3 separate regions of the Mus musculus genome follow, and regions 1 and 2 are each linked to region 3. Evidence: chromatin loops called from intact Hi-C (ENCODE). Cell type or tissue: heart. All regions are shown on one strand.

Region 1 (8,000 bases), 170 kb after region 3:
GACAGCAATACAGCAACCAGGTTCTTCACGAAACTTAATCTTCACAAGACTTAGCCAGTCATCGACAATCTGGTTGGATGGTGGTGCACCATCATCAAAAGGCCAGTCCTGATTCAAAAGAAAAGTTTCAGAGTTTTAAATTGTCAAGGCACTGCGCATCCCTTTATCCCCAAATCCAGGAGAGGAGGCAGCCTGCGGAATTCACAGCACTTTCCTGGCTAACTGGGCAATGCAGGAAGACTCTCACACTGAGAGCAGACAAAAAATGTAATCACATGTTACTACTGTAGGATTTTGCCTTGACTTAAAAGCTATGAGGTCTGATTTGAATAAACTTCTGTAGTGTATGTAACGAAGACATGAAAACACAAGTACTTACAAGAACATGAATGCCTTCTTTCTCCACAAGAGTAGTGTCGTAAGTTGCTTCACATACTCTTACTATTGTGGTAACTCCATACTTCTTAAGTTCCTAGGAAACAATGCATATATTAAAAACATTAATGAGGTTTCTGGAACCGTATTCTTGCTGTGCCATCTGCACCTCTTTTGATCATGCTGGTAAACAAATGGCAAAACCTGTTTAATATGCTTGTTTCACATTATTAAGAGTAAAGAGGGCTACTAAATGCTACGTGTTATGTTGGGGGGTGTGGATGGAGGAATTCTGGTAAAACACACACTAAAAGCAAAATGCTGTGAGCACTTGGGTGCAGGTGGAGCGGCACCAGGTTAACCTCAGGTGCTCTTCACCTCATGCTCTCTCACTGTCTGGCACCTTACCAGAAGGCGAGGCTAGCAAGCCACGGAGCCCAAGGTGTCCCTGCCCCACCTACAACCGCTCAAGGTTTTCTAAATATGGATTCTGAAGAAGCAGCAGGGTTCTCTACATGAGCAGTGAACTGCTTTACTGACTGAGCCTCCTCAGACCTAAGTCTGAGAGTTATGTCACGATTTCAGTTTTAAAAAGCCATCATAAAAACTTAAGGCCTAAGGACACATTAAGTAATTATAACTCAACCCTGCTGACATTAGAAACATTGTAATTCAAAATTTAAAAAATTATGTAACATTTAAATATTTCTCTATTTGCTATCTAAGCATATGTAGATTTTTATACTTTATAAATGTAAGCTCAATTAAATTATTTGGCATTAAATTCCAATTCCTAGTACAAGCAAGTTGGGAGGCCTCATTATCTGCCATCAGAAAATAGCAGAATTAGCAGCTAAAAACTAGACTTAAAGCACAAATAAAATCAGACACCAACTAATGGAAGATTACAACACTAGGCTAAGAAGAAATAGGAAAAACTCTGTGCCTTGTAAATTTAACTAAGCAAACTTAGGGCTACATAGTTCTCAAGTGTAGCACACTTCTACCGTTCCAATATTTCTTCTCTGGGAGCGAGAGCTAGACACTTTCAAGCAGACCCACTATTAACTGTCATCAATTAGGACATTAAAAATTGTATCTTACCTCTATAAATTTGTTTAAGGTCGCATTGGTTGGATTGTGTGTAATAAGAAATCGCATGTTCTTGTATGTGACTTCCACAGGAGCAGGGCGGTTCATTCGAGCCATGTTAATTTAGTTTAAAAAAACACCCAATAGGGTTATGAAAGAATTAAAAAATTGAATACAGAAATGATTTAAAACCAAAACAGAAAAAAAAAAAAAAAAAACCAAAACAAAACCAAAAAACAACCTGAAGTCTACTTCAATATTCAATATACTCCACTTGAAATTCTCAGTGCTTGAGTATGAATTGGGAGAAACGGGCAATGAAATGAACCTCCTAACAAGAAGCAGTGAGTCTTCAATCCAGTAATACTGAGGCAATACAAAGGAAGTGCACTGAGGTTTACCCCATCCAGGTCTGAGCTCTTGTCAAATGCTCTGCAGATTTCAATTCAACACGCCTGTGTCCAGGTTATCCACTCTTATGGGGGTTTCTTGGTGGAGTAGTAATGAATTTCTACAGTTCACTTGTCTGCATAGAGGTCGTGCTGTGCCTGGCAGTAATCTCCACTGCCCTTCAGAAACTCCATAAATGTGTGACCGAGAACACCACAGAACTGCTGTTTAGAAGAAAAGGAAAGCAAGAAAGGGAAAAAAAGTTATTTTCTAATTCAAAAGGAATATGTCATGCTTTTTCCACTAAGTACACAGCTGCTCAAATTAGAGACAAGCTAATTTGACTTTTACTTGCATTACAAAATTCAAGGTTACTGCATTTTAAATCAATAGGCCTAAAATGAGCAATCACAAGCCCATTAAAGTGAAGCTCTCAACAATCAAGAACTCAGAGTCACAGCTACATAGGAATTCCACTTACACATCTAGACACATGGATTTAATTAATTAGTCCGTCTCTCTTTACACTTTTATTCTGGCCCGAATTGTGTCTTCTATACTGCCTTAGCCTGCTGTTCATAGACACTACTCTAGACGCCATGTGGTCTGACGCTTGCAGAATTCACAGACAGTGATTTCAACTGCCCACTAGTTCTGATTTCATATTTTATGTTATTAAGCTACTGGGTTCAAAGTAAGGAGTATGGCTTTTCTTCCAAACAAAACAAAACAAAACAAAAACACTTTTAATGCAATTACCCCTTTACATTTTAGTCTCTAAAGTTTAAATTTGGGGGCCTGCCTTTTTGTATTTTGTAGCAGCTCCTTTACATTTAAGAATAGTGTAAGCACAGTTATAGCTTTAGGTAAAGCTTCTCAGTCTGCAATTGGCACTGTCACTAACCTCTGGAGTGAAGTGTGTGGGAGGGAGGGTGGGTTCCATCCCAATCGATCAGACTTAAACAAGACGCTAGGACTCATCAGTAGGGAGGCTGCCTAGAATGCCAGGCCATCTTGTTTCTATAAACCACATTGCACTGCAGGATAATTCTCTAAGTGAAACTGTAAGCAATCTCCTTCTTAAAAGATCCTAAGAATTTTTATGCCATCTCTTTGGATCAGATTGGCTCTTATAAATACGGACTTATGGACTTACTTAGATCTTCAAACATATCCTACTTAAGACAAGTTCAAATAAAATATACACAATATTATCTTTTTGCTATTTTAAAACTCCAATTCCACTTCTCTGCTGCAAAGCTAAAATCCAATTCAAATATGAAAAGAGGAAATCAAGACTTTCTAATGGTCTCAAACAATGTAACCATAACTATGATCATTGACAGATACATTTCCATAAGTTCCTCCTTAAAAAAGCTAAAGCAGATTGGTGCCAGCACCAACTAGTATATTCATAGTCATACGATACTTTTTCAGAGTCTATGCATAAAAGCCTTTCAGATAAACCCAATAGAAGTAAAATGGGAATTAACAAAACCCTTTAAGGTCTATCTACTCTAGGCAGTTTGTGGTGGAAAGAAAAGCAGTTGCACTTAGTAACAAGAACACTCAATGACAACCGTTGTCCTTCAGAGCAAACTACTCAAGTAAAATCTTGAAACAAAAAAACAAACAAACAAACAAAAAAATCAGTCAAAAATTCCCTGACTATTTTTATAGTGAAACAAAGGAACTAATCCCCCAAACTCTTATTTACTAGGAGGTACCACAAGCAAGACAACTTATTCCCGACACGTGCCCTCACAAAGTACATCTATTCAGTGCGTTAAAAAACCCAGTGTAAATTACCAGTAAAGATTAATACTTCAGAGAGCAGACTCCCTCCAATAATCTCAAAAATATTATTTATTTATATATATACATATATATATAAATACATACATATGTATATATATTGCATATATAAAAATCTTTTGCCCGTGTATATAAAATGGTCCTAAATTTTTTTCTTCCTTGTTTTTGTTAATTTGGCACTTTATTGAACATTCATACACAGGTCCGATATAGCTTTTAAAGAGTTCCATTAGGAAGCTGGAGGGCAGCAAGAAAAAAATTTTCCTGAACTGCTTTGAAATGAGTGGAGCCACCCAGTGGCTGGAGGACACTTCTGTTAAAACAGTGGAGACCACCGAAATCCTTCTTAATAATATCCTCCCACTCCCTCACAGGCAAAACCTCAACATGATAGGCAGCCAAGATACACGACGAGATCGTCCCATTTTAATTGCATGCACCATAAGCAAAAAAAAAAAAAAAAAAAAAAAAGGATCATTTGTGTGTGTGTATGTGTGTAGCATTAGCTTCAGTCTGTCAGACTCTAGAATCAAACCAGTCTGTGGGATCATCTGCTTTATCCAATTCTGTTCCAAATACACTCAGGTTTCAGGTAACGCGCCCAATCTAGCGCGTGTGCAAGCGCTGTTTCCTTCCGGGAACAGATCGCGATTTTCTGGTTTTCCAACCGTTTTAGCCGGCACGAAGCAAACAGCAAAATAATAATAATAATTAAAAAAAGCAAGCCAGGATAGGATTCATGACCCCTAAGCTCCGGAATCCAGACCTCTGGTCACCGCACAGACCGTTCCGACACCGTGGAAATTTCAGCTCGCCAGCGGTGGAATGGTGCAGGGCTGCTCGCTCAACAGGAGCCGCGCAGTTCTGCCCAGCAGCTCCTGTTGCTCCAGCCCAAGAGCGGACCGCCCCACGCGCAGCCCGCCTCGGGGCCGAGTCAGAGTCCCCCTCCGCCGACCGGGTCGCCACTACCGAAGCCCGGCGGCGATCGGCAAGCCCGGGCTTGAGCGGCGCGCACAGTCGCGAGGTCCGCAATCACGGGTTCACGGTGGCGAGCGCGGGCGGCCACCGAGGCCATCTTGGGAGGCCCCGGGCGCCCGGTCCCGGTCCCCCCGCAGCCCCGCCCCGCCCCGGCCACGTCCACGACGCCCGCGCGGCTTCTCGGAACAAAGGCCGCAGGGTGGCACGCGCACAAAGCCGCTGGGCTGCCCTGCCGGTCGCTCCGGGTCCGGGCCCCGCCGCCGGCGTTTCGGTCGCCCGGCCACCCTCCTTTCCCTCCTCGGTCGCTCGCTCTAACAAAGGCCGGGCCCGCGGTACTCACAGGAATATGTCTACTCATTGAAGATTGTGGCCTAATCATACAGCCGGTCCCGAGGCGGCGCAGGCGGCGGCGGCAGGGCAGGCGGCGGTGGGCGTCGCGGGGCGGCGGCGGGGATGCAGGCGGCGGGGGCACCAGACGACCATGCAGTGAGCTGCCCGAGGAGCGTCGCCGAGCCGGCCGCAGCCCAGAGCCAATGCGCGCGCCCAGGCGCCCCTGCGTCACAAGTCCGCCCCTTTATAGCCGGCGCGACGTGCGCACAGGCGGCAGCCAATCACGGCGCGGGACGCCTGCGGCTCGAGGCGGGGCCCGGGACGCAGACGTCACTCGGGGCAGCCGCCACCGGTGCGAACCGGTTGATGAATGGCGCGGTGTGCTGGCTGGTCCTCGCCACCAAACGCTCCGGTCGCTAGAGCCGCGAGTTCGCCTCAACTTGGAACGCCTCTCCGGCGGGCGGAACCCTGTAGCCCGAGGCCATAGCTCTGTCGCGCTGGCCAACGGTTTACCTTGGCCCTTGCGCCCGGGGATCTCCGTCATCACTCCATATTGATGTCGCATGACCGCTGGGCGGCTGACTCACCGCTCCAGAGCCCGGCCCTAGTCTGGGACTAGGGATTCTCGTCACCACGGGCACTTCCACGTGTGGGAAGGCTCTCCGCAGAGATTAGCCGGTGGAACCCAGGAAATGTCCCTATTTTTTTTTTTTTTTTTCTTTCGAGGCACGTGAAGCCTAGTTGCTTCCTAGCCTTTCTTCTTCTCCCCCCACCCCCTTTCTTTTTAGGTTACACCCCTAAACTGCTGATTCTGGCAACTGCAGTTGGCTCGTTTGTGGCATTTCGAAATCACATGCATCCTTTGTACTGCTGCTCATTCTCAGATAATGAAAGGTTAGCTTTTGCTAAGGGGAAGCTTTTTTTTTTTCTTTTTCTTTTTAAATTAAGAATCTTCGGCTTTATCAAGGGCTGATGTAAGTTTTTGCGTCAAAAGCTAAGCTTTCCCCTTTTGTTGATCTTCAGTCCTGTTCCAGTGTCCTTTTAATCTAGGCTTCTAAGTGAAGCCTGAGTGCAGCTGTTTCTGATCATACAAGGGCAGCTTTTATCTGAAAACCCTTTCTGCTCGCTTGTCTAGGACAGGTAAACAGGACCTTTACCTGCTTTGGAGAACTCAGCTTTCCAATAACACTGAGGCCTTTTGTTCCCTGTTTTTCTGCACATTAGGCCGGAGAAATCATAAGTTGTGCTCTCTCTTATTGTGTACCGAATTTTGTGATTTATTAGCACTTCTATTTAGAGACTTCCTTGCATAGTTACTTAAATGTCTTATAAACATGCAATCTGTAAGCAACGTAAGTACATTAAAAAAAGGGGGGGGCAGACCTTTAATAACAGCAACAACAACAACAAAAAGCAACTCATCGTCATTAAAAATTGCTTGGCCAGGGATCCATTTAAAGTCAAGAACTTGAAGCATAGATCCCTTCACAAATAGAGGTAAAGTGAGGTAACAATTAAATTATGTAAGTCCTAAGAAAATGCAGGGAGATTAAAAGAAAAGTCTTTGAACAGTAAAGTGAAGTTGAGCAGACCAGGAAACTCAACCGAAGACAGATTGAGTATTACAGAACTAAAACCTTTCATATGACCAGTGACTTTGGGTAAGTGTTACTTAAGCTTTGGAAAAACATGGGCAGAATAATTAGTGACTAGCTTGGCCAACTTGTATTAATAACATACTTAGGCATATTAAATCTGCCTCCCCTATTCCAAAGGTTGGTCAACACTGTAAAACAAAAATAATGACACCTTTTCCAAAGGGGAATTTGGTGAGCTAAAATAACTGAGCAAATAGCAAGCAAAGGTAAATCAGTGTCTTGGTTTCCTTGTAGAACTCGTGATGCAAATTGTGAGCTGTGTAATCCACAGATCCCGTAATTGCTGACGATATTTGCTGATGTATGGTACTTGGTTAGCTGTCCTCATTGAGCCCTAGAAGATTGGCTTCTGCTCTCAGGAAGGGGAATTGTCTCCACCGGGATTATCCTTTTATAAGGAATTATCACCCAGTCCTATTTTGGAAAGGGACAGATTTCCATCCTTTGCTGCTGAAAGAATGTATCTTAAACCAGATATAAACTTGTTGGTCAGTCCACTCAATTCTCACAAGGCAGTCAGAGTCTCTTTGGCAGCTGCTGTTACTTGGTGTCTTGGGCTGGTTTCTTTGTTTGCTGAGGGTGTCTGTTCTAGTCATTGAATAGTTGGAAGCTGATCCCAGGAGTAAGTATCCCAACATTGAGCAAGGAGATCCCTGTGGACCAAGTCAATAGGACTTACCCACTTGTGGTTGGCACATTAAGCACCTCTATTTAACAGACTTTAAAAGAAGAAAACAACCTTGAAAATCTAGTGATTAGACTCCAGAAATCCTAAGTGGAAGGGAACCACTTTTGCCAAACAAGATGGCCACTTGAAGCTCCTTAATAAAACCTGTCCTTGGAGCTTTTATCAGCATATGCTAAGTATCAAAAACATTACCTAGAAGATAAGCAATGCAGGGAAGGTCACCACGGAAGATTAAAGGCCTCAGAAGGCAACAGATCAAATCCGAATGAGAATAGAGAATCTTTTAAGCACAGCACATCTGTAAACAATGATTCTGTTTATGCCAAGTGTATAAAGAGATTTCACTCTCAGAATCCTTGGATTATATGGGGCCATAAAAGCCCCACCAAAGGATTACATTTACATAGCAAAATGATATTGTTGCACAGAAAGATCACAAGTGACATTATCAACTGGGGACCACCAAATAATGTATATGTGGACTAAGTATATTTGGTATGGGCAAGTAACCAGATAGCTAGAGCTGGGTAGCAGTGTAGATACTTGGGCAGAGCTCCCATTACCATGCTTAAGAAAGGTTTTAGCAAAACTGGGCATACAGCAATGGCCACTGTCACTATTGCTTAGGATAGCAATAAAACCTAAAAACTAAAACATCCTATGGGTAAATCTTT
Region 2 (8,000 bases), 100 kb after region 3:
AATCCAGCAATGTCTGTAACCAACTAAAAGTCTGAGAATCTAGTAGTTCTCCAGTCCACAAGGCTGGATGTCTCAGCTGCTCTTCTGTATCTTCAGGAATTCTGAAGTGGGCTCTAATACCAATGAAGGAATGGACTGGCCAGAAATAGCAAGGACAAGCAGGCAAAGAGCAGATATTTCCTTCTTCCAGGTGCTTTATACAGGCTACCATCAGAAGGTGTAGTGAAACTTAAGGTGGATATTCCTACCTCAAAAGATCCAGATTTAGTTTTGCTGAAAGGACCCTGATATAGCTGTCTCTTGTGAGGCTATGCCAGTGCCTGGCAAATACAGAAGTGGATGCTCAGAGTCATCTATAGGATGGAACACAGGGCCCCCAATGGAGGTGCTAGGGAAAGTACCCAAGGAGCTGAAGGGGTCTGCAACTCGATAGGTGGAACAACAATATGAACTAACCAGTACCCCCCAGAGCTCGTGTCTCTAGCTGCATATGTAGCAGAAGATGGCCTAGTCAGCCATCATTGGGAAGAGAGGCCCCTTGGTCTTGCAAACTTTACATGCCCCAGTACAGGGGAACGCCAGGGCCAAGAAGTGGGAGTGGGTGGGTAGGGGAGCAGGGCGGGGTGGGGGGAGGGTATAGGGGACTTTCGGGATAGCATTTGAAATGTAAATGAAGAAAATATATAATAAAAAAATTGAAAAAAAAAAGTAAGTATAAGTCTTTTTTTTTTAGATTTATTTATTTATTATGAGTACATTATAGCTGTCTTCAGACACATCAGAAGAGGACATCGGATTCCATTACAGATGGTTCTGAGCCACCATGTGGTTCCTGGGAATTGAACTCAGGACCGCTGGAAGAGCAGCCAGTGCTCTTAACCGCTGAGCCATCCCTCCAGCCCCAAGTATAAGTCTTTAACAGTCTTCAATTTCAAAAGTTTCTCCACTGATAATAAAAGCACAAAATATGTAACTCACGGGAGACCATAAATGAGACTTTAATTTCATTTAGGGCAGCAGAATAAAATGATACATGTGTATTTATAAAATTCCAGCAATAAATTAAGTAATTTGAAAAAAAATCCAGATTTAGGGTGGGCCTTCTCACTTCAAATAATTCAATCAAAAATTCCTCACAGGTGAAAACAGAAACTTGGGTTTTAGCTAATTCCAGATATAGTTGACAACCAAGAATAACCATCACAGTTACCATAAAAATAAATCATTTTTAGTGAAGTATTTTTATAATGTCCCTCTGTGACAGCCTCAATGATATTATTTCCTCCTACTTAAACTCTCCATAGTTTCCCAAAATGTAAGGTTCAAACTAATAAATTTCTCCATCTTATTTCTCTGTGTTTTCTTTTTGAGGATCCTACTGTAAGGTAGCTCTCTATAGCCTCAAGCTCAATGTCCTACTGTCTCGGCCTCCAGAGACCTGGGGTTGCAGCTAAGCATTCTCTACCACAGTAGGCTCCAAACTCAATGTGGTAGTCAAAGCTAGTAGGATTGGTCTTTCAGGATTGGTCTTTTCAGCTTTCCATTTCCCAAGATAGTGCAAAAGAAAAGAGGTAATGTATAAGGAAATCTGTCCATGTGCAGCAGGAAAACATACACCTTGTAGGCATGACAGCCACAAAATGAGGGCTAGAGGATTAACTTCTCAGGGTGATGAACACAACCTGGGCTGTCCATGCATAGTTCATTCAAATACTATTTCAAAAGCCAATACCTAGACCACCTCCTAATAATGTCATCATATTATAAGTCTACCAAGGGATTAATCAATGTCCTTAGATCAGAGTTATCAGAATCTAGGCATTTAGCCAAAACCCCTCAGATGGCAACCAAGTGCCACTACCAATTGAACATTGGGGTAGGAGTATCTGAGATTCAAACTATAGGAGTAGCAAAAGAGGATGTGTCATAAGATGGCCTAAGTGCTTACTTCTTACCCGGTTGGGTACATGACATGTGATGCTAGGCAAGATACCCCTCCTGTTTATATCTTGGAAAGGAGAATCTAAAAACTAAAAAAAAAAAAAAAAAGTTCCTACTTTTGTGATGTACTATAAAAAGGAGCTTGAAGAAGAGGGCCAGTGTCTATTCACCAGTCCCTGGTTGTGTCAGTAAAGGATCGCCAGCTAAGTTGCCTTCATTTTCACAGTAGATCAATAATAGAACTGTTTGTTTTGTGGCAGATTCCCTCAGTGTAACCCAGGCTGGTCTTAATCTACTAATCCTCCTGCCTTGGCTTCCCAAGTAATAGGATTGTAAGCATACGTCACTGTAGGCTTACATTTCTTAAAACCTACTTTTAATAAAGGTACTGAAATGCTTTAATCTTCCTTCTAGCCCACCACCCACCAGAGGTAGTGGAAAGGAAAGGTTAATAGGGAAAAGGAAACTGGGACCCTGTTTAGACATAGTTTTTGCAGTACAAAATCCAATCTGTATTGCCAGGATATCAACAGTTTCGTTCACATGAATCAGCAGCAGCTCAATCCACTTGCAAACATCATTTATACATCAGCAACGGCAGTTTGATCCAGAAGAAACCCAGAAATTCTGCCAATCAGAGTCCTCCGAAGCTACAAGAAGCTGCCTCCAGAAAATTTTTTGGAGTGTTCATCTCTACGAAGTTCCAACAAATGATGATCAGCAGAGTGGCAAGGCGAACCAAGTCCACATAGCATTGTCCACTGTCTGTTGGATTATATTTACACCCTTTTCAAACATCAAGTGTTCCCTCAAGCCTCCATCCGATCTAGCAAAACATCTCATATCCTTTTTCTAGGAAGCTTCCAGAAAGACACCATGTGTCTGTTCTCAGCAAAATATCTTCCCACGAGTCTGCTTCAGCAAAAAAATTTCCAGAAAAACATCATATGACACAACCAAGTCTCCAAAGAAACCATAAATCCCCACTTCACATCAACATGCTGAGTGTTACAGCCAGTCCGAAATATGTCCCATGGGCTAAAGAGTTGTAGTGAGTGGCATTTGCCACCATACCCAGAACTAACTTGGAAGATTCTTGAGGTCCCTGATCCTATACTATAAAAAGGAATAAATAGTTGTTAGGGGTAGACACTCTGACCATTCCAACTACAGAGATAAAGGATAAGTCAATGTGTAGAGAACTGTGTTGGCGTGAGCTTTTGGATAGTGTGGCTCCTTTTGAGTTCTCCCTACTCCTACCCATACTCCTGTATCACCAATAAAATGGTTATCAGATTATTGAACACTGGTGCAATTGTTACTTTGGTGTCTGCCTTAGGTGCCCTTCTGGGGGTGAGAAAGCCTAGGTTGTTTTTCTCTAGGAAGTCTGTCAGCGAACACTTAGACTGTAATCAACTGCATCAGGCTGCCGCTGCTATAGACTTCAGTTGTTTTCACTCTCTGACTTCTCTCCCAGGATTGACATGAGTCCTCCAAAACCTTTAGCCGAAAGAAATCTTGAGTTGTCTCTGATAGGTATCTAGTCAAGGTGTTGAGAAAAGCCACTAATATCTGGATTTTCTTGGGCACCCTTCAGCTTTTTCCTAGTGCTGTCTACTTGTAATTACTTAACTAATCAGGTGTAAATGAATTATTTAATCATCTTATTCTCTTATAATTTGTAAATGTTACGGCCAGTGAATTGACTTAGCAGATATTTCCCACCAAGCCTAATAACCCGTGTTTGATTCCTGGGACTCACGTGGTAGAAGGAGAGAACAGACATACAGAAGTTATCCTCTGACCTGGACACATAGGCTGTTGTATATCTGCCCCCACAACCCACATACAAACAACCAATGATCAATCGATATAGCTGTACACATTAAAGAATTACTTATTTATACAGGCACACTGTAGCTGGCTCCAAACACACCAGAATTGAGTATCAGATCCCATTACAGATGCTTGTGAGCCACCATGTGGTTGCTAGGAATTGTACTCAGGACCTCTCAAAGAGCACTAATGATCTAAACTGCTGAACCATCTCTCCAGCCCAAGATGTACACTTTAAAACAGCACAGATCATGGATTTTTGTTTAAGCTTTTATCCCAAGAACCTATTTTGACACATGGATCCACAAAATTCAAAAGCCATTTCTTGTCTTGATGACCTACATTTGTCAATAATGGATTTAGTTTTTTTTTGTTTTTGTTTTTTGTTTTTTTTTTTTTGTTTGTTTTTTTTATCTTTTTCCGAGACAGGGTTTCTCTGTGTCACCCTGGCTGTCCTGGAATTCACTCTGTAGAACAGGCTGGCCTTGAACTCAGAAATCCACCTGCCTCTGCCTCCCAAGTGCTGGGATTAAAGGCATGCGCCACCACTGCCCGGCAATAATGGATTTACTTTATTAAAGGACTTCAGCTTCTAGGAAAAATCATCTACTGTATTTCAAAGAGTGGAGGCTGAACAGTATAATAGAATTTTGTCCCAATGTTAGATAGGCAGATACCCCGGTCTATGTTTATTGAAAGACTTCATTAAGTATGAAGATGCAACACACTGCTCCTCTAGTTCCCAGAAGGCTAGAGATGGTGTAGAAAGGGGAGGTAGCATTTTCCTGTTTCTACAGAACATAGTCAGTGGTAGCAATTGCCAGTATTGTTTTGTTGGTGCCTGCCTGAGTTAGGGTCTCTATTGCAAGAGCAACTTGGGAAAAGATCAAGAGGTTTATTTAAGCTCATAACTGTCAGATGACAATTCAGTGTGGAGGGAAGCCAGGGCAGGAACTCAGAGCAGGAACCGGAAGTCAGGAACTGAAGGAGAGGTCATTGATGAATCTGTTCCCTGGCTTGCTCACTCAAGGCTTGCTCGGCCAGCTTTCTTGTAGCACCCAGAACCAACAGCCCAGGAGTGACTCCACTACAATAGACTGAACCCCTGCACTCCCCACCCTGTTCACCCTACGAAAGTGAACTAATACGTGCCAGCAAGCCATCTTATGGGGACAGTTTTTCAAATGAGAGTTTGCCTTGCCAAATAACTCTAGCTTGTGTCACATTGACATAAACCAAAGCAATCCAGAAGGGAACCTCAAGAATGGACAGTGTGGGTAGGTCTAAGAAACATGATAACTCAATCTGGTTATCACCACAACGCCCACTCCCCCTCCCCCCCCCCCCCCACAGAGGTGGGGGAGAGAGAGAGACCATTGAGAAACGAAGCAGAATAACACAAGCAGACTTTGTGTTCATGAGAAACAGTAATGCTCCATGTGGAAACAACAATATTGAATATTGTTACTCCCTATGTGATATTTGCAGTTATCCGCGCCTCCCCGCCCCACCCCCACCCCCCATCCCAACACACATCTTCCCTCTCTACCTTCATTTACCATAAAGGTGTCAGAAGAAATGTTTGTTCTTAAAATGGTAGCACTGATCTAAGGTCAAATTTCTGTATGTTAAAGCTGATTGGGGCAGGGCTAGAGAGATGACTCAGCTGTGAAAGTCACTAGCTGTACTTCCAGAGGTCCTGAGTTCAATTCCCAGCATCCACATGGTGGCTCACAACCATCTGTCTGGGATCTAATACCCTCTTCCAGTGTGTCAGAAGACAGTGACAGTGTACTCATATACATAAAAATAAAGAGACAAAGGTGGGTGGGGGACAAAATACCCATGGGCGGAGATATGGAAACAAAGTGTGGAGCAGAGACTGAAGGAAAGGCCATCCAGAGACTGCCCCACCTAGGGATCCATCCTATATACAAGCATCAAACCCAGACACTATTGTGGATGCCAAGAAGTGCTTGCTGACAGGAGCCTGATATAGCTGTCCCCTGAGAGGCTCTGACAGAGCCTGACAAATACAGAGGCAGATGATCCCAGTCAACCATTGGACTGAGTGAGGAGTCCCCAGTGGAGGAGTTAGAGAAAGGTCTGAAGGAGCTGAAGGGGTTTGCAGCCCCTTCAGAGGAACAACAATATCAACCAACCAGACCCCTCTGAACTCCCAGGCACTAAACCACCAACCAAAGAATACACATGGAGGGACCCATGGCTCCAGTCGCAAACGTAGCAGAGGATGGCCTTGTTGGACATCAATGAGAGGAGAGGCTCTTGGTCATTTGAAGGCTCGATGCCCCAGTATACGAGAATGTCAGACTAGGGAAGAGGGAGTGAGTGGGTGGGGGAGAACCCTAATAGAAGCAGGGGGAGTGAGGGATGGGATGGGAGTTTTTGGAGGGGAATGCAGAAAAAAGGATAACACTTGGAATGTAAATAAAGAATATATCTAAAAGAAAAAACCAAAACCAACAACAACAACAACAACAAAACAAAACAAAAAACAAACAAACAAACAAAAAACAACAAAAAACAGGGATGTTGTATCTACAAAGCAAAATCAGAAAGGCTACCCAAAGAGAGGGAGGGAGAGAGAGAGAGAGAGAGAGAGAGAGAGAGAGAGAGAGAGAGAGAGAGATCTTTTTAAAAAAACTGATTGGAGAATGCCATTTCCAGCTGAAGTAGGTAGATGTAGGTATTACAGTAAAACTCAAGTATATATATATGATCAGATTTGATAAGTTTCAAGGCTGCTGAATGGTACCTAGCAATAACTAGAGCCAAATAAAATATTACCACAAAGGAATGAATTTCTAGAGTATAAAAATTGTCGAAACTTTCAACCAAAATTATTGTTATAAATTTATTAAAAATATCAAGAGTCTGTCATGTCTCAGGCTTTTGGCAAAGAGCAAGAGTGAAACTGTCAGGGGTCGGATTTTTAACAGTTTCACTTTATAATGCAGGAAAGGTCTTCCCTGCTCAGTCTCAGTGTTGCCCTTTTGGACTTGAAGCTGACTTTGGTGCTGCTCTGGGCCTGTTTCTGTGTGGTACAAAGTTTTGTGTAGCTGCTCACCAAGGTATTCTTACGCATCTTCAGGACTCTCGGGGTTGTTTTGCCCAATGTTGTGAATATACAGTCAGGCAAGCTCGGGATAAGGAAACTTCTAAAAGTCAGATGGCCTACTTTTTTTTTTTGAACAAAGCAAAGAAATTTTTAAAAAACAAAGCATTCTTAATGAAAGGAGACTTAAAACACTCATGATGTTGGATATGCTGCCATACACTACAAGTCTCAGCTCTCCAGAGGTGGAGGCAGGAAGTGAACAGCTAGCCTAGGCTACATGATCCTCAGCTTTAAACCAATCAACTAACCAAACAGAAGACCAAACTACTGTTGAGATGAAAGCAAATTTTACTTTACAACATGGCCCAAAATGAAGCCAGTAATGGTGACTCACACCTATAATTCCAGCACTTGAGCAAACAAGTTAGAAAACCAATTAATTGAACTACACAATGATATTTTAAGATAATCATTTTTGAGAGCAGAGCCTGGCTATAAAAATACTTCGCATTTTTTCGTTAGTGTGATAAGAACTGTTCTTTTACAATCAAATTTCGTGGCTGGAGAGATGGCTTAGCAGTTAAGAGCAGTTGTTGCTCTTGCAGAGGACTCTCTCAAGTTCGATCCCCAGTGCCTACATGTTGTAGCTCACAGACAGACATCTGTAACTCCAGTTCCAGGAGATCTGATGTCTTCTTGCCTCTGGGAGCACTGCACTTAACATATGCCTAGACACACATGCAAGTTAAACACCAATACACATAAATACAAATAAGTACTTTTAAAGTATGTGTTAAGCTTAGGTTTATATCAGTTGATACTGTTTTAAATAAGAAAAAAAATCAGAATATGGTTTTGAAATGTTTCTGGAAACAACATGCTGTGCTATACCAAAACAGCCTCAACTGTTTTGCTTACAATGTGTTTTGAGTTTTTCTCTTATGTTTAGTTTAACCAGGTATTTTCTCTCTTTTTTTTAAATTAGGTATTTTCTTCATTTACATTTCCAATGCTATCCCAAAACCAGGTATTTTCTTGGCATAGCGTATGAGTGTACAAAATCTGCTGTTCATGTAAAAAGCAAAAGGGGTCATACCTAGAATGAAAATTTAAGGTGATTTAAAAGCACAAAGTGGAAAAAAAT
Region 3 (8,000 bases):
GAAGGAAGGAAGGAAGGAAGGAAGGAAGGAAGGAAGGAAGGAAGAATCAGCCAATGCCTTTCAGAAAATTCAGAACTACTGACAGCAAACATCTTTGTCATTACCAGGGTCTTTTCCCAACACAACTGCTTACTTACATCTTTTCCTTGTGTTACCAGTTTGCCAGAAATTGGCTTTTGTGTAATAACTCTTAAAGTATGGTCCCTAAACCAACATTAGTCATTAGCATATAAATTCTCTTTTATAAAATTAAATTATTCGTTTACTTAATTATGGGGACCATGTGTGCAGTGTCATTCGGACCTAGCCTTACCAGTGAGAGCAAACTGCCTTCCTCAAATTACCAACTCAAATGTTAACCTCATCCAGACACACACATACACACACACACACACACACACACACACACACACACACAGTTTGTAGCCCAGCTAGTTCAACAATGGCTGTCTACCAATGGAAGGTCCATGAATCCAGTCCACAAAGCTGGATGTCTCAGCTGGTCTTCAGTATACATCAATATCCTGAAGAAGCAGGCTCTAATGCCAGTGGAAGAATGAACTTGCCCTCAAGAGTGAGAGCAAGCAGGCAAAGGGAGCAAGCTTCCTCCTTCTGTGTCTTTTTCATAGGATGCCAGCAGAAGGTGTGGCCCAGATTAAAGGTGACTCTTCCCACCTCAAAAGATCCAGATTAAAAGTGGGTCTTCCCCCTGCAAATTATTTAATTAAGAAAATATTCCTCACAGGCACATCTACCCAGTCTCTTGAGGTTGGTTAACTCCAGATGTAGGTGACAGTCACTGCTTTACAGGCAGTGGGACCTGGGAGAATGGAGCCAATAAAGAAGGCAGATTTGTGTCATGCTGTAGCAAATTTAATTCACAACAGCAGACTGCATATACTTTGAGGGTTAATAATGTTCATATGAGTAACGTTCTCATGAGTTCAAGCTGCATAAAATAACAAAGAAAAGCTAAGAATGACAAAAAGTGTCTTTTCATAGAAGCACACAGAGGACAGTTTAAACATTCAACTGACTATCAATAACAAGCAGGAATAATGAATCTGAAATAAGAACACTCCTTTCTGCTGCACCTAGAGGGAGCACAGAATTCCATTCCAAGAACATTTCTGTTTTGAAGAAACAGAGTTGTGAGGCTTTTGTCGTGTGTTTCTTGGAGTGTTGCCACAAGCACTTAGAATTCTCCTTACATGACTCCATCCCTGGGCCAGATTCTAGGCCATATTCTTAGTTGACAACAAAGAATAGGCAGCACACTAGAGGGGTATCCATTTCCTTACCATTTCTGGCTTCAAGAGCCGCTTTTTTTTCCTCAGGTCCTGGTCAGTTCCCCATATGTAAAACCAGAGAAGAGAGGTCCGCTTCTGTTACAATCTCCGACCTTCTCTTCTGGTGCCCTCAAACTTAAAGGCGTATGCCATTCCATTTGCCCACCCAAATAAACAAAGATAGCCTTCCAGTCTGAAAGTCAGCTGAGTGGGTGTCATCTGTGACCTCATTTCTCTACTATGAAACATGGCATTCACAGGTATTGCGACGATTAAGATGTAGGCAGACATCTTTGAGGTTGGGGAACCAGTCTACCTGGGCTCATATATTGTAAAGTAGTTGTTGAATTGTTAACCTTCTGAGTTCTTTATCTACTACATGCAAGTTCTTAATTAAAAAAAAAATACTGAACTTATCCTCAAGTGACATTTCACATTTTACATTTTCTCCCAATTAGAAGTACCTTGTGTGGCAGCACAAACCCTGAGATTTCCTCAGCCAATGCGTGAGGACAAAGCTGTAGCCCACAGCTGACCAGGAAAGCCTTCCTTTACATAATAAGTAGACGTGAGCAGTAATCACGCATCTCCTAGGTTTCCTTACAGGGACTAAGTGCTTGTCTTATAGAAATTACTGTCACGGGCTGGGGCTGAGGCATGGTGGTGGCACACGTACATGTTCTTGTTTGAGACCATTGTGGCCACTTTGGGGATCCTCTGATTAACATAACATCAAAACTATTTACTTTGTGTTAATCACTAGCTGAGGTACAGCTGGTTCTTGTCACAATCATTACCATAATAGCCCTCCAAACTTGAAGCCGCTGAACTTGGGAAAAGAAAGTGTGTGTGTTTATGATATACTCCTTAGTCACATCTAAGAAGCTCTCTTCTGCGCACACCCAGCTTCTACTCTTATGTCTCTTCATTTTGTTTCTCACCTAAAGCAGAATATTGAGTTTCTAAATAACATTATAACATTATAGATAACAAAAGGCTGAATTCAATCTTTTCTGAAAATAACTAACAGAGATGAAAAATAAAATCTAAATTCCCAAGAAGCAAGTCTTAAGCCAGAAGCATAAATTTCATGGTGTCTGAAATTAATTATAAAAATTCAGTCTTAAGCAGGTCAAAGCTATCCTCCTGCTTCAGCCTCCGGAGTACTGGAGTTCAGGTGGGCATTGCCGTATAAATGTATATAAATGTGTAAAATGTTCCTTTCGAGCCGTCCCTCAAGGCTAGGGAGAGGAAAGTTTGCTTTGGTACGTAAAAGAAAGGCTTTTTAGAAGCAGGGAGAGGGGTGTGTGCAGAGCCCACCCTCTGCTGAGTGCTGAGAGCCCTGATTTCCTGTTTGGAGTTCAGAACACAGGCAGGCACTAGGCTTGTGTTCTAAGGCCGCTCTCATGGTACAATACTATAAGCAAAACTTATGTCAGACCACTTAACGTTCCTGATGCAGCAGAGAAACAGAAAATGATCACTGTTGTTACTGAATAGAAAGGGTTGGGGTTTTTTTTTGTTTGTTTTTTGTTTTTGTTTTTGTTTTTAAGTTTGTTTCTTTAACAGAGTTCTAGGTCCAGTGAGACATCTCAGCAGGTGGGTGCCCTTGCCACTAAGCCTAAAGACATGGGTTCGAACTCTAGAACTCACAGTGAATGGAGAAAAGGACTCCTGCAAGCTGTCCTCTGACCTCCAGGCTCACACACACACACACACACACACACACACACACACACACATAAATAACTAAATAGATGTAATATATAGAATAGTAAAGCTATTCTAGCTTAACTATATACAATCCTGGGTTTTGTATGTATTTTGAAAGCAAGTTTTATTCCACTAACTTCTTTTTTGATAAAAAATACAAGACATAAATGTATCATGTATATTACATTTTAGATATGTCAACATTGTAAAACGGAAACACAATTTGCTTTTAGTCATTTTCAAAATGTAGACGCTGCTGTAAACTGTCACCATGCTGAGCCTAAGTACTCTATGACTGGGGTCAATATCCGGCTTTACACAGCACAAGAAACGCCCCTCAAGGCTGGGGAGCTACTGTGTATGGGAACTCTTGCCTAGCTCCTGTGAAGCCCCGAGTTTGATCCCCCAGGACCACCCATAGGGAAGGGGAAATCAAACCCAAGTAGGATGACTGGAACTTGACAAACAAGCCAGAAGCTGGTGTGAGTGGACCGGATGTTAAATGCAATCCAATCAACAGGTCGCAGGGCTATACAGAGAAACCCTGTCTCGAAAAAAACAAAAACAAAAAACAAACAAACAAAAAACTGCCCTTCGCTTTGTCTTCTTGCAAGTACATGAAATAGCCACTAGGTGGCGCAGCCATCATTGAAAAATGTAAAGACGTTAGCTTAGTTTACTCGTTCAACTTTTATAATTTGCCTACCTCTTTCATAATATTCAAACAATAATCAAAGTCGTATATGATTTTGTAAGAGATTAATTCTTCGTGTTGTTGGTCTTCATTTTAAAGATTATCATATTCTTCAAATGTATTAACTTACACACAACAAACATAACTTCCTACTATATATGTTTTATATGTGTGATATATTATATTATATTATACATTATTTTATATTATATAACATTGCATATACGTATATGATATACACATATCCTATCTAATGCAGTGGAAATATTCCCACAAATGCATTTGAGTGTGTGCCTTATGCCTCTACCTCTAAGTTCTAAACAGATGACAATTTTAATTTTAAATTCCTCCTGTGTCCGAGTCTAGGAGAGCACTGGTGGGAGAGTTTGTCAGGTTAAGTGTGTTCTCATCCACCAGTTTCTGGATTCCAGCAGTTGCTCTCTCCACCACACTCTGGTTTCCTCTTCTTAGCAAATGCATCTGGGGCCTCATATCCTAGCACAGCACACCACCCCGGAAGCTACAGCTTGCTTCTCACATTCAGCTGCCTGTCTTACATGACCTAACAGAGAGCCTTGTGCACCAACAAGCACAGAAATACACATATTAGGAAGATAAATCCTATGAGGCACAAATAGGAAGTAAATGAGAGTTTTAAACAAGTATTGTCTTAGTTATTTTTCTTGCTACTGAGATGAAATATCCCAGCTAAATTAACATAAGGGACAAAAGGTTTATTTATTGAGGTTCACAGTTTATCATGGTAGGGAGGTCAACGCAGCAGGAGCCTGAAGCAGCTGGTCACATTGTATGCAGACAGGAAGTGGAGAATGGAAGCTGCTTATTCTGGGCTACTTCCTCTTCTTTGTTCAGACCAGGATTCCAGCCAGGGGGATGGTACCATCCACAGTAGGCACAACTCCCCACCTAATCAAGGAAATCCTCCACAGGAATGCCCAATGGTCAATCTAGATCACGCCCAGGTCTTTCTACATCTCACCGTACTCACAACTGAGACTGGCCATAACAAATGCATTCTTGACAAATACACAAAGGCAAATAATCATTTTTATGAAAGAATTATTAGGGCCAAAAATAAAATACAAGAGACCTATAGTACGCTTCATTTTGCTTCAACTCTATTCAAATCTATTGGTTTAAGGCATTCCTGTACACTGATAAAGAGAATACAAGTTGGTAGAATTATTATGCAGGAGAGACCAGAATATGGATTTAGAAGCCCAAAAGTCATACTGGCACTTGACTTTATCCTAGGCAAATAATTATAAATACAGATGTTGGGCTGCAAGAGTTTTGTCACAGCATTGCTTATATAAAGTGTGTATAACATTTCATCCATTAGTGTCACAATGTCCATTAAAATATCCATCAAATATGGAACTATGGAAGAAAAGGAAATAAATACGGGGAAGATATTTGTAAACGTTCTAAGGTTTCTGTTGTTTTGTGTACAGAGAGAAACCTGGATGTACTTTTATGCCTGTGTACCACATGATTGCAGTACTTGTGGAAGCCAGAAGAGGGCGATCAATCAATCTTTCGGAGCTGGATTCATGGACGTTTGTCAGCCACCTTATAGGTATTGGAAACCAAAACCGAGGTCTTCTCCAAGAGCAGCAAGGTCTCATAATCACTGAGCCATCTCTCAACCCCTTGTAAGAGTTTGTCTGTTTGTTAGTCTGTCTGGTTTGGTTTGGTTTGGTTTGGTATGGTTTGGTTTGGTTTTTTTAACAGGGAATTCCATTCATGGAATCTAGGGGAAGCAGGGAACACTGAATGATTATTCGAAATGGTGTTGCGTTTAAGATGAGACTTTGCAGGGCATTTTCGCCTGAAGTGACAACAACTGGCAGAGAGGAAATAAAACGCAGCAAGATTCTGAAGCTCCAGGGTTGGAAGTGGCTCATCCCTAAAGCTGCCTGATGAAGTCATCAGACTTTCAACTTAACACCTTATGAGGATACCTGATTTAATGCATCAGACACCAAGAAAATAATACTTTTGAGCAGCTGAAGGGGAAATGTATGAAATAGCAAAACGTTGAAAATAGTTAAGACCCCCACAAGAGAAATACAAAGCCACATAATTTGCCATTCTAGACATCAAGATGCAAAACTGGAGTAACTAAGACAACGTGACATTGATGCACGAATAGACAAGCAGACTAAGAGTACAGAGAAGAGACATGGGACTATTTTCAAAGGGACACAACCATCAGCAGGAAGGGATGTGCTACATAGTAACACATTCCTGCAGAGACCTGTAATTGCATCTGTGCCCTAAACAAAATACAAGATATTTTTCAGATGCACAAAGAGTTTGGTTCTTTGTACAAGGGACAAAAATTGTAACTGTTTCAGGAAATAGCATAAAGTTTCAGTAGTAGCCAGGTACAGTAGTGCATGGGACTCAGGTGGCACAGGCAGGTGGTGCTCTATAAGCTTCAGGCCTGCCTGGTCTGCTGCATAGCAAGTTCGAGGCCAGCTGAGGATACATAGTAAAAAACCGTCTTTAAAAATAAAATAGTATTTTTAATATCATACTAGGGGAAAGGTTCATAGATAAATTTCAAAGCAATTAAAGCCATAAGAAAAAGACTATGATTTCAACTATGCAACAATTCTGAACGTCTATTCTTTGTAACATATCAGTGGCCATGGCTACAACCCTGTGCACAGCTGGATCCTCACGTAGTCCTGACTCAGAGGCCATCACGGTGGCTTATAAATAGTGGAACACTACATTTCAAACATGCCAAATTAAAAAACTGAAACTATAAAAAAAATTATTTTCCTTCATTTAGGGCAGTGGTTAAGCTCCCTGAGTGTAAGACTAAAGTTACAGAGACAATACACTTGTGACTGTCCAGATCTCAAGAATTCTTTGGGCTATGTTTTTGTGTTGATGAGGGAAGTGGTAGATTCAACGAGGTTGGTTTTATCATTCATCTGTGAGCTGTATGTGTACATGGGATGTATAACCGAGTCCACAATAAGCTAAAAGGCTATGAAATATTATGTAGGGCATTTTTTAATGTTAGAACTGAGCTTGGGGAAAGTACTGGAATTGTACAAACAAGTGACAGAAATTAGCTCCACTGTAATGAGAGATTTCTATGTTAGATTTATGGTGCTTTTACCTGCTGTGAAATCTTGCTAATGTTTGTGGGCTTGTCAGTTTTCCTTGTCTTCCCTGCTATGTGTGGAATATATTTTCATCCATCTAGGAAGAGCTCTGTGTAGCTTCAATCTGTAATATATGTGAGAGTTATTATGGCATAGGGGAAACACAAAATTAAAAATATTTCAGGCTCAGGTCTTATGGTTGTGCTTATGGTGTAATTTACTTGTTCCCTATTTATATTTATTTAGGATAACTCAAACATTTTAATGTTCTAGATTAAAATACGGGAAAGTCTGTTGAAATTTACATTTATGTTTTAAAATATAGCTATTTTAATTTTCAAATATATTCACCTACACCTGTTAACTCAAAGGATCTGCTTCAATACTTCACTCATCCAGGGACCTGGGCATGAATGGAAGCTCTGAAGAGGTGGTTGTATTAGTCAGGGCTGATAGTGTGTGTGTGTGTGTGTGTGTGTGTGTGTGTGTGTGTGTGTGTGTGTGTTACAGGCTGTGGTCTGGGTACTCCAACAATGACTGTCTCCTGATGGAAACGTCAATAATCTGGTAGTTGTTCAATCCACAAGACTGGCTGTCTCAGTCCCAATGTAGGGATTGAGTCCATCAGGATTCCTAGAGAGGGGCTTGTCTTCTGTCTCCACTGCAATCCCATAGAAGTAGGTTCTAATCCCAGCAAAGGAATGCCTCCAGTTAGATGAACTTCGCAGAAAAGAGTGGGGACAAGCAGGTAAAAGCATGAGCATCCTTCTTCTGTGTCCTTCTATATGGGTTGCTGATGAACACCAGCTCCAACAATGTGTTCAGAGGTCCCAGGAAGTGATGTGGAGTTGGAGGCAATGTAAAGCAGGCACACACTCACATACACTGGTGGATGAAGCAAGCTCCAATGAACAAGCTCCTACAACTTTACACATACATAAACACATACGTACATGCATACATACATACATACACACATACACTCATACACATTCACACATTGCGTGGATGAAGCAAAGTTTGAACCACGTTACACGCATACACATACATGCATTTTGTGGATGGATGGAGCAGAGTTCCAATGATCAAGTTCCAACCATTTTACACACATACACATATATACACATATACATATATACACATAAACACATTTGATGA

What was found. A loop is a pair of places that touch in the nucleus more often than their neighbours do. Peaks named below come from ENCODE experiments on the same cell type or tissue, not always from the same donor. Only the 100,000 strongest peaks of a DNase experiment are listed, where the experiment ranks them.
Region 1: it touches region 3 in a loop (4-fold over the local background); 31 of 42 quality-filtered maps call a loop at or near these places.
Region 2: it touches region 3 in a loop (6-fold over the local background); 8 of 42 quality-filtered maps call a loop at or near these places.

What each region holds. Positions count from the first base shown.
Region 1 is chr1:30,944,559-30,952,558 of GRCm38, forward strand. Ptp4a1 (protein tyrosine phosphatase 4a1) reads right to left here and starts at 5,197. Exons shown (of 6, transcript NM_011200.2): 1 at 4,991-5,197; 2 at 1,480-2,081; 3 at 380-472; 4 at 1-108. The coding sequence starts at 1,584. LOC115487084 (a long non-coding RNA gene) reads left to right here and starts at 5,313. Exons shown (of 1, transcript NR_164183.1): 1 at 5,313-6,780. In heart, a CTCF peak has its summit at 3,956 (motif pointing left); DNase peaks (open chromatin) are centred at 5,263 and 5,543; H3K4me3 peaks cover 3,518 bases; H3K27ac peaks cover 2,400 bases.
Region 2 is chr1:30,878,427-30,886,426 of GRCm38, forward strand. No RefSeq gene overlaps it. Among named protein-coding and RNA genes, the nearest start is that of Phf3, 19 kb to the left of the region's middle. In heart, a CTCF peak has its summit at 3,923; no DNase peak of the experiment used is centred here.
Region 3 is chr1:30,775,221-30,783,220 of GRCm38, forward strand. No RefSeq gene overlaps it. Among named protein-coding and RNA genes, the nearest start is that of Gm39615, 79 kb to the left of the region's middle. In heart, CTCF peaks have their summits at 3,625 (motif pointing right) and 5,209 (motif pointing right); no DNase peak of the experiment used is centred here; H3K4me3 peaks cover 294 bases; H3K27ac peaks cover 288 bases.